Regions from separate parts of the Homo sapiens genome. Here region 2 is linked to region 1. A link is a contact called in ENCODE Hi-C or POLR2A ChIA-PET data. All regions are on one chromosome and are shown on one strand. The core of a region is the stretch at or near the end of the contact, and the rest is flanking DNA. Distances in the headings are between cores, read along the strand shown. Region 1 holds the start of CASQ2 (calsequestrin 2). Region 2 has its middle 140 kb from the start of VANGL1.

What was found. A loop is a pair of places that touch in the nucleus more often than their neighbours do. ChIA-PET counts read pairs that join two places held with the same protein, here RNA polymerase II (POLR2A).
Region 2: a loop to region 1 is called in a map of heart left ventricle, with 3 times the contacts of the local background. The contact joins the enhancer-like site here to the promoter of CASQ2 in region 1. A Hi-C loop is called at or near these places in 1 of 168 maps with a recorded cell type or tissue (heart left ventricle). POLR2A ChIA-PET finds 5 or more read pairs at or near these places in 1 of 52 experiments (BJ).

The regions. Positions count from the first base shown.
Region 1 is chr1:115,766,991-115,771,920 of GRCh38, forward strand. It overlaps CASQ2 (calsequestrin 2), which reads right to left and starts at 1,724. Exons shown (of 11, transcript NM_001232.4): 1 at 1,318-1,724. The coding sequence starts at 1,551. RefSeq lists an enhancer at 4,777-4,930.
Region 2 is chr1:115,494,432-115,499,804 of GRCh38, forward strand. No RefSeq gene overlaps it. Among named protein-coding and RNA genes, the nearest start is that of VANGL1, 140 kb to the right of the region's middle. Within about 2 kb of position 2,845, at least 3 of the 41 ENCODE cell types and tissues checked have a DNase peak (open chromatin) inside an H3K27ac peak, as active enhancers do.

The DNA.
Region 1 (4,930 bases), core at 474-2,973:
CACCCAAAGGCATTCTTTTGGAGTTCTAGGCTAACTGGACAGCGATGAGCATATAGGGGAGAATCCTTATGCCTTCAATTAAGTTTTCATAACAATGTCTCTTGATAACTGAGTATGGCAGTTTGAGATGGAGATATAATGTAAGTGTTGGTTTCATGTGCTAAGCAGCAGCTAAGTTCTATGTCTCGTTCTTTTCCAGCCTGTGATTTGCTCATTTCTATAAAATAAAGTCTTAATAACTATCCCTGCTTTCTCTTTTCTTGCAACCCACAGAGAGAACTGAAATTCCACATTCAGCACCCAAGGTTGGAGATATACTTTTGATGTATTTGGGATAGTTTTGCTGGATTTTATTACAGTCAATTTTTCAATTTGAAAAAATTCAAATCCACATGGGTTTTATATGATAATCCTATTAAACTATTTCATCAACCTGAGTTCTCTGATTGTGCTGGTTAATAAACTGTAATTCTCAAATATCCCTTTCACAGGTTTGCGCCTGGGCTAGGCGTGGAGACTGATGAGGCATCTTGGTGCCCACTAGCATTCTTGGCACCCTCAGGCCCTCTTAAAGTGTAAGCCATCTTAAGCTGTCCAGGAGGAGCTGCAGGAATAGTTTCTGGGGCACTCGCAAAGGATTAGAAAATGGGCCCCAGTGCCAGGTTACAAACAGGCAGGCCATGTAATGCGGATAAAATAAGAACTGACTTCAGCTCTGCCCTAAAGTCACACCAAGAACTTTCTGAGAAAAAAAATCACATAAATGAATATGCTGCTCAGAAGATCTGCACACAACTACATTCTGTAATGCTGACTGACGCAAAACAAGAGAGAGGAAAGTCATTTAGTGATATTCTCCGTCTGACCCCCAGAGAGACGCAAGGTCAAGTAACTCTGGTCTCTCCAGGATCATGGGGAGATTTGAGGGAGCAAAGTGGGCACACTGAATGAAATCCACAAGTAGTCCCTGGATTTCATTTCAGCCAACAGTTTTAACAATAGTTTCTACATTCTATCTGGGAAACAATGGCTGGGACAAGGGCCCTTGAAAAGTCAAGGGGGCCATAAAGACTTTACATCAGACCCATCGTAGTGTAGCACGTTTGGTCCTCTTCATTTGAAGAGTTAGGACCCACCCCTCATTGTTCACACATCCCAGCTGTGTGACAAGGGCATCTGATTCACGTGAGGCCAAAATAAAGCAGAGTTCAGTATATATTCTCTGCATCCTCGTTCCCATATCCCAACCCCTGGCCAAAGGCATTCCCTCGGCACCTCACTGAGGCAGCGCAGACAGCATGCCCTTTGGTTACTTACCTCAAGCACGATTTCTTTCAGTTGGAACTGTTTTTGCGTGACCTTATCTGAAGACACCGGCTCATGGTAGTAGAGGCAAAGCAAGTCATATTTCTTTAAAACCTGCTTGAAGTTCTTCTCGGAAAGACTTACCACTCGGTCCTTCCCATCATATGTGGGGAAATTAAGCCCCTCTTCTGCCCTGCAAGAGGACAGAAAATAAATCCCCACAATAAACAAGTGAGTTCTCTTCATTTGGGAAAACTTTTGTTTCTCGTTCCCAAATATGCTGTGTGCAGAATAGAGGACAGAAGACTGTTAGAGGCCTTGTTGAGCCAAGGAGAGAGCAGACAGGCTGATTTTCTCTCTTCTTTGCCCTTCCTGGGGCTGAAAAGTGACTCTTCACCTCCTTGGGTCCAGCCAGCTCTGGAATCGTGGGCTCAGGACAAAGAGCAGAGGCACACACACACACACACGCACGCACGCACGCACGCATGAGAGTAGAAAAACAGCCAAGCTAGGGAGGCTGGGAGGCCAAGCCCCAGATACCTTACATAGCTCTGCTCAGCCTCTGTCTCATTAGGAACTCCATTTTTAGGATGCAGTTGTTTCAGGCTAAAAATAAATCATGCAATGAATAAAAAAGTTAGATACGACACTGTAGAGGGATTCGCTGATACAGTCTGTCCGACTGGTGAAGAGGGAAGAGGCAGAAGGAAAAAGACAAGAATGTACACGCATGAAATAAGGAGGCTAGAAAGGTCAAAGAAGAGAAAGAAACTCGAGAGGGAGAGAGATAAGGGACTATGGTGCCAATAAGCAAATGGAGAGTTCAAACATACGGAATGACACTCATACATTACTGAATTGTTAAATCACCCCAGGGTGGTAACTCAGCCTGTCCCCTCACGGTGGTTGTTCATCCTCTGTTCCTCACTGCAACATGGAACAAAATGGAGCCCCGAGGTAGACTTCTTCATGTTCTACTCCTGTCTTTTTCTGCCTTCCCTCCTCTCTTCTTAAAAATCCTCTGCCAGCCACTGGGCGAGGGGTGCAGGGACACCCTGCTGAACCCAGCTGACACCAGAAGAACCTGTCCTCATTAAACTAAAATGAAACAAGGTTCACAGTTCAAATCCCTACTCTGCCTTTTAACAGCTAATGAACTTTGGAGGGTCACTTGCCCTCTCTGATTCTCAGTTCCCCTCTATGTAAAGTGGGGCTGATAATAACCATAAAGTTTCAAACACATAGATGAAAAAGCATGGCACAAAATAGGTGCTCAAAAATAGTAGCTATTATACTTACTTCTCATTGGAGCTGGTGGAACATTGGTTATATAATGGATATTTGTCTGTTTCTAATATGAATGGTTTGTGAACCCTTTCTTGTCCATTTTCTCCTTGAATCCAGTAGGCAATTGGGGCAAAAGGGATCAGGGCTCATCCTACCGCTGAGCTAACAGCAACTTGTCTGAGTTTGCAGCATTTCTAACTGCCGGAGCAAGAATCCAACCCTGCCTCAAAGCTGCTGCTCCTGGCTGTTTTGCCTCTGACTCTGGGTGATTCCCTTGCAGACACCCCTTTTCTTAAGTACCTTCTTGACCATCTCTTCCAGTCCAACCCTAGTCCAGTCATGTCTCTCCACTCTTCAAAGGCATCTAGGGCATTCATGATTCTGACCAAGTTTTTGTTCTCCTTCAGTTATAAATCAGCTTTGGAAAGACAGAGTACTCTGTCATGCACAGCTTCTGCAGGGGCTAGAAGGCAAAGAGAAGATCCGTGGCCTCTCTGAGTAAAGCAAGGCTCCCCTGCAGTCAGACGGCCTTACACTGAGAGTCAGGCTGATAAGGGGTTGTCTTGATGCTACACTCTCATGTGCAGAAAGTTGGGGCCTTGAAGAACCCATCACTAAAACCCTTGACGGTATTCCGTTCTTTCTAATGGTGTAGTCTCTAAGTTTTCAAAAGATGGAGCCAAGAATATCCATTCTAAGGTGCACTTAGCTTTCCAAGTCAGTGGCAAGCATGCAAGATCTCTGCTTTCTTTAGGAAATTTAAGGGGAAAAAGATTTCCGAGTGAAACAATGTGTGTCTTGTCTTTTTGAGGTCAGCCTCCCCAGACTGTTCCCAGTTGTCTCGATCTCACTGGGTTACCTTTATTTAGAATTTGCTCCACTTTTCTTAATATGTAAGTAGGTTTTTTTTAACTGTTACTGAAAAATTGGAAGCTATTTAAAGTCAGAGTCTTTTAATTTCCTTCTGACTTATAATTGACAAAACTATAAGGGAAAAGAAATAATTTTTTAAACTTTAGTTTAGCCTTCAACTCTGGTTTACTACAAAAAGCCCGAGCTGTGGAAAGTTCCTGCCCCTAGATCATGGACTCGATTTGGGCCAGGCAGCCCAGCCCTGAGGACATGCAGCCACTGACATATGCTGTGGTGATCAGGTTTCCCCCAAGCATCCATGGTAGATATGAGGTCTACATTCATGCCCCACTCTCAGCAAAAGGTAGGTTTTCATAGTTTACATTTAACGTACCAGGCTTATTTTCTGTCTGCCTTTCATTTTCCTATTTTTGTTTTTCCTCTGTCTTATTGCTCACCAACTTTAATTTTTTTTTTTTTTTTTTTTTTTTGAGATGGAGTTTCGCTCTTGTCGCCCAGGCTGGAGTGCAATGGCGCGATCTCGGCTCACCACAATCTCCGCCTCCCAGGTTCAAGCCATTCTTCTGCCTCAGCCTCCCGAGTAGCTGGGATTACAGGCACGTGCCATCACGCCTGGCTAATTTTGTATTTTTATTAGATACGAGGTTTCTCCATGTTGGTCAGGCTGGTCTTGAACTCCCAATCTCGGGTGATCCGCCTGCCTTAGCCTCCCAAAGTGCTAGGATTACAGGTGTGAGCCACCAGGTCCAGCCAATTCATTTATTTTTTAAACAAAGAATGCTTCACACATTTCTGAGTCAACCTTACATCCTGCAAATCAGCTGTTTTGTTCCAGCTTTAGCTGCGCCCCAAGCCAATGTGTCATGTACTTCTAGTTTATGTGGTTGTGCTGAAATGTGTGCATTTTTATGTGCCATTAGTAGGTACTTTTTGTTTTGTTTTTAAACAAGAAGGGGTAGAACAAAACACACAAATCAATACAAATAAATGTTTATTGTTGTCACAATATATGCCGTAGGCCCCTTGTTTTGCTAACCATTTCCAGTCCTTCACTGTGAGTGGCCGCCAACTACAGTCCCTTAATCTAACCTAGCTCATTTACTTTGTTTATTCTTGACAGGTGGCAGAATGATTTTTCTCTCAGACCATTTTATCTACAAAGAGAAACGTATGTGCTCACGCCTCCCTTCGAAGGTCTGCAGGTCTCCATTTGGGCGCCTCTGAGGTGCCTCAGAGAAAGAACCGCCCCCAGAAAGGCAGGAGACCTGCGTTCCGCCTGCCTGTGTGATTAGGTCAGGAGCCCTGAGGCTCGGGCCCTAGCACTTCCAATTTGTGAAAGAGGGTTAGAGTCACCAAGCTCCTAAGGCCCCCTTTCTGGCTCTAAGATGTTAAAATCTGTTATAAGATTTTCTTTTACCAGGATAGGCCTCAGCCCAACACACAGTGTGATGAAGTCTGATGAGTG
Region 2 (5,373 bases), core at 1,595-4,094, 270 kb before region 1:
GTTCCTTCACCTCTGCAGCTTTGGCTGTAAAATGAGGGGTATTGGAGTGTCAACGGAGCAGAATTTGGAAAATTCACAGGCTTTTAGGGCTAACAAATTTAGGTTCAAATTCCTGCCTTGTCATTGACTGATGTGTGTGACCTTGGGCAAGTTAACTAACCTCTCTGAGCCTCTGTCTCCTCATCTATATAACTGGCACAATAACCTATAACTCACAGGTGTCCCTAGGATTAAATAAAAAAGGGTGAGCATCCAATATGTTGTTGCCCTATGAATCCTGGGAACTAATGAACAGCAGATCAGGGCTGGCTGTCTGGGCAGCCAGATGCCCCAGGAGCCTATGTCCTGGGCTCTAACTTGGCCTGGGAAGGGCACCCCCCAGGGCTCTCCAGCATCACAATGATGATGGCTCACACTCCCAGGGTGGCTCTCCATTTCATAGCCACCCCACCCAGCACACCCCAAAGCACAACCTGAGGCCCCACCTAAGAGAGATAGGGTCTTCTCTCCCCTCAGGATCCATTTGCCCTCTTCGTGTTGCTTTCCACGGGCTCCCAAGTCTCCTGCCTGTACCCCCTCATCACAGGCCCACAGACTGAGGGCTCAGTCTCCTGCCCACAAACACAGGCTCATGCCGCAAATGTGGATGACCACAAAATGCTTGAACATATGTGCACCTTTACATGTATGCACATCAGCATTCACATGTTTTCTCATGACAGATCTCAGTAAGCACTCTAGGTGGGCTATACACACATGTGTGCAAACGCTTACACACAAAGCCATGCCATGCCCTTAGCAGACCTGGCACCGGCAAGGTTGAAGGCTACACTGGGCCCTTGGAGAGCTGCCCAGGTATGCTGCTCCCAGCTTTATCTGAAGAGCTGCCCCCAGGTGTGCTGGTCCTGGCAGGGCCTGGGGAAGGGGCTGTGTGCTCCTGGCAGGGTCACGTAGGTATAGAAGGGACAGGCTGGGAGAGAGCTGATGGTCTGAGGAAACACAGAGAGGGGGATTACAGGTCTTTGCTCCAAGACAGGGCAGCAAAAGTAGTGTCAAGACTGGAAGTCTTGCAAATCACACCAAGATAAAACAGACCATCTTATTCTTTGTGTAGCCTCTGAACCGGGTCTCTAGAGTCAGGTGGTTGGCAGAAAAGTCTCTGGGATCAGATAGATCTTTGAGTGCTCCCTCTGCCCATTAACGCAATCTTGGGCAAATGACTTAACCTCTCTGAGCCCCAATTTCCTCCTCAGTGAAACAGGAATAAGAAAACCAAATATATAGCAAATGAGTATTCCTAACATCCCAAAGCCTATCAGATGCGCCTGTTTCACATTCTCATGGCGTTTGTACATTCTCGCACACATTTACATGCATAATTTATTTCTGACTCACCCATTAGGCTGAGCTCCTACCCCACCCCACCCAGGGCACTGTGGAAATAGATCTGTTTTGCTCATCATTATAGCCCCAGCGTCTAGCACAGTTCCTGGAGCTTAGTAGGTGCTCATGGACCAAGAGAGTAGCATATAATTCAGCAGCATAGCACAAGACAGACCTGGATGCAGTCGGTGATGGCTGCTATTATTGTCATTATTAGAGAGGTGCTGCTCTCTGAGAATTATTTCCACACCCTCACCTCCCACAATCAGTTCTCCTCGACTGCCTCTTCCTTGCATCTAAGCTCTTCCTATGGGTGACCCAAATGCCCCCAGTAGCAAAGCTAGCCCACTTCCTTTCATTTTTGCCCTGGGACAGATGAGGAGCAGTTTCTACACTTTCAGGGCTTAAAGACCCCATTGAGGTCCTCCCTAAGTCTCTTTCTTTCCAGAGATTAAAAACTTCTCAAATTCTTTTATTCCTTCCTTACAAAACATGTCCCATGCTTCTTCAATTACCCTGTGGTTTCTCTGGAGGTTTTAAGATCAGTAGCCATAAGCTCCCCTCTCCCCAGGTGCCCAGAAACCAAAGGGCCTTCAGCCCACAGGAGATGTGTTATTGGGTTCCCCTAGTTCCCAGCCCAGTCTGATGCTCCTGGCTCTGTCCAGAGGCCACAAGCCCACAGGACACCCCAGCCCGCCTCCAGCTTATTGGAAGTTCTCCTGTGCCCCAACCTGCTCAGTCTGGTCCCCACTTTTAAGGCAGAGTGTCTAGAGTTGTATGAGATCAAATCGGACAATCTTAGAGCCAAAACAGACCAACCTTGCTCCTTGTATAAACTCAGAAACTGAGACCCACAGATGTCAAGTTCATGGGACTAGTTTTGGCAGTGCTGCTTCAGGACTGGAGAGATGGCCTCAACCAGCTGGGACACAGAACAGCCTGGAGGCCCTGCCGCCAGTTCTGCCCTCCCTTCTTGCTTGAACCCATCTCACAGACCCTCTGCCTTTCTGCTTTCTTCTTGGCCTTAACTCACCTGGGCCTCAGTAAGAGGTGAAGACCCCTAAGAGGAAGGGCTCTGACCATCTTCAACCTTGATTTGATGTCTGGTTATGTCCATAGGGCCCTGAGTCTTTGGGGCCCTGGTATGCCCTAAATCCAGTGCCTAGAACAATGTAGAGAGAAGCCTGCCCTCCATAGAGGGCCAGTGATGCTGGCTCTTACATGACAAAGACTGTGGTGCTGGCCCTCTCCCTTTCCCCCTCCCCCAGCCAACCCTCTCCCAGGCCCTCTGACCCCATGCACCCACCCACCCACAGGAGCACATCCACTGTGCCTGTTTCTACCCAAAACAAATCATCAACTCCTTCCTCTCCTAATCAGTCAATAGGCCTGTTGGTTTGAAATAAAAAGAGTTTCACCTTCAGCACTGCCCCCACTCAAAAAAACGTCTAGATCCAGATAAAGATAAATTCCAGTCACTGAAGCATAACAAGTGACTCAGACTCAAGGGGATGGGCAGACACTCCAATCACCCAGGAAATTCCGAGGGTTTAGTTACCTCCCAGGAACTGGACAGAGGCTGGTAAAGTTAATTCTGCTCTATACAGGGCACTCCTAGCCTTTGGACATGGTTCTTATATATGCCTAAGATTTGCAGGAGCCAGTGTGGTGGAGGGATAGGATACCTAACTCGATTTCCCAATACGTTTGACCATTAATATCAGCCAACAGAATCTTCATAACAATGCCGGTGTTCTACCATATTGCAGTATGGTAGGTGTCACCTGAAAAATAAGAGTCTAGATATGAGCACATTACTAGAGTTTCATTCAGTCATTAATAATTAGTCCAGTCTATCATCATATCATATGACCCAAATGTCTCCCAGAACAAGGCCACTCAGGTTTGCAGGCTTCCATTCAGCCTCATCAGGCTCCAAAAAAAAGGAGTGGTCTCCACAGTACATGGCTTCACCCTTTCAGGCACCTGGAATAACTAACCTGAGACAGTACCACCTTTTGCTCCAGTCTTCTCAATATATTAATGTAATATTAGATTTCCCTCATTATATAACCTGTTTATTTATTTCTTTACCCCCATCTACTCCTTCTCTCCACTTACAGCCAAACATTTCCACCTTGGTGAGGGACATTAGGTTAGGCCACTGTGCTGGTCTAGATTGCTGGCAGCAATACTGGTCTAGGAAGTGGTCTTCCTCAGTCCACCAGTCACAGGCTCTGGGGTCCCCAGACCACCCTCTCTTCTGACCAGCTGGTTTCAAATTAAGGGGTTCCCACTACACTCTCAGGTCTGATAATTTGCTAGAACAACTCACTGAACTCAGGAGTTCTACTTACAGTTACACTTTTATTGTAGGAAAAGAATACAAATCAGAGCCGGCCAAAGGGAGAGACATATAGGGCAAGCTCTGTAAGGGTCCTAAACGCAAAGCAGCTGTGTCCCTGGTGGGGAAAATGTACCACTTTCAACCCAGGTTTTCATAGGCAGTGATGTCCACTGCCCCTTCTGGACCAGTGTGTCAGCACCTGGGGCACCGCAGGCCTCTGTACTGCTTAGCTTGACCATCCTTGGTCTCCCGTGTCATTGCTGGCATGTCTCTGACCACCACTGCTGGGCTATACTTGTGAACAGACCCCTGCCCAACCTGGTTACCCTCCATTACTAGGCCATAAAGCACGACCTCCTCATGGTCACTCCTCCAGGCTCTGGTAAATTCCCTGGGGGAGTGGGCAGAGACAGGAGTGGGTGGCCAGCTGGAGGTCGGTGTGAGAGCACACAGCCTTGCTGTTCTCAGGAGCAGCCTCACTCTGCTGAAGCCTCCTTGTCCTTGGGCTCCAGGACCTCAGCATCTTCTTTCCATGTGTTCCATCCTCTAAGATTCTGCCTCAGCCCCTCAAAAGCAGAGATCCCTTTTTCCTCCCTCACCCCTCAGTGCTCACTCTCTGAACATGCCTGGACAGTCTGAACCCCAAGACTGTACAGTATGGCCTTTCCTTCCTCTGGGTCACTCAGCCAGGACTGTGTGCTGGGGACTTAGCCTTGCACATGCACAGATTCCTCATATGTTGGCTCACAATTTGCTGAGATGCCTGATGAATGCTCTCTTAACCCTTGAAGTTATATTTTCCATAAGATGCCCCAAAATATCCTTGCTCAATACAAATGGAAAAATGTGAAGCCAACATCATATTATTCTTGGTTATTTTCAGTTGTGCTTTGATGGAAAAATAAGTTATTTCTTACATTAGGCCTTAACCTACAGCTATTCTGATTACATTTCTGAGAAATGGAGTTTTTAGGGACTCATCTCATGTTTCCTTTTCTTTATCCTTGGGTTAATATAATTACTATATACATTTTATGCTTGCAAGCTATTTATAAGAACTGAAACTTTCTCTAGGAAAAAAACACAAAGGTCTTTATGATTTGGCCCCTGCATACTCTTACAGCCCCATCTTCATTCACACCCCCACCTATCCATCCCTCTACTTTCCCCAAGTTCTTTAATGGGCAGCCTCAGTAGTGCTTCAGAACACAGCGCAGGATAGGATGGGCTCTGGTTTAAATCCTGATTCTGCCTTTAATTGGCCATAGAACATTTGGCAAGTTTCCAAACTTTTGTTTCCTCATCTGAAAAAGTGCAGATAACAGTACCTATCTCACCACAATGAGATACCTCTTCACACACATTAGGATGGCTATTATTTAAAAAAAAAGAAAGAAAAGAAAATAACAAATGTTTGCGAGGATGTGGAGAAATGGAAACTTTTGTGTGTTGCTGGTATGAATGTACACTGCAAGCTACTGTAAAAAACAATATGATGGTTCCTCAAAGAATTAAAAAGCTGTGCTCAGATTTTCCTAAGTAATCTCAGAATTATTATATGATCCAATAATTTCACTTCTGGATATAAACCAAAAAAGAACTGAAAGTAGAGACTTGAAAGGGTATTTGTACATTCATGTTTA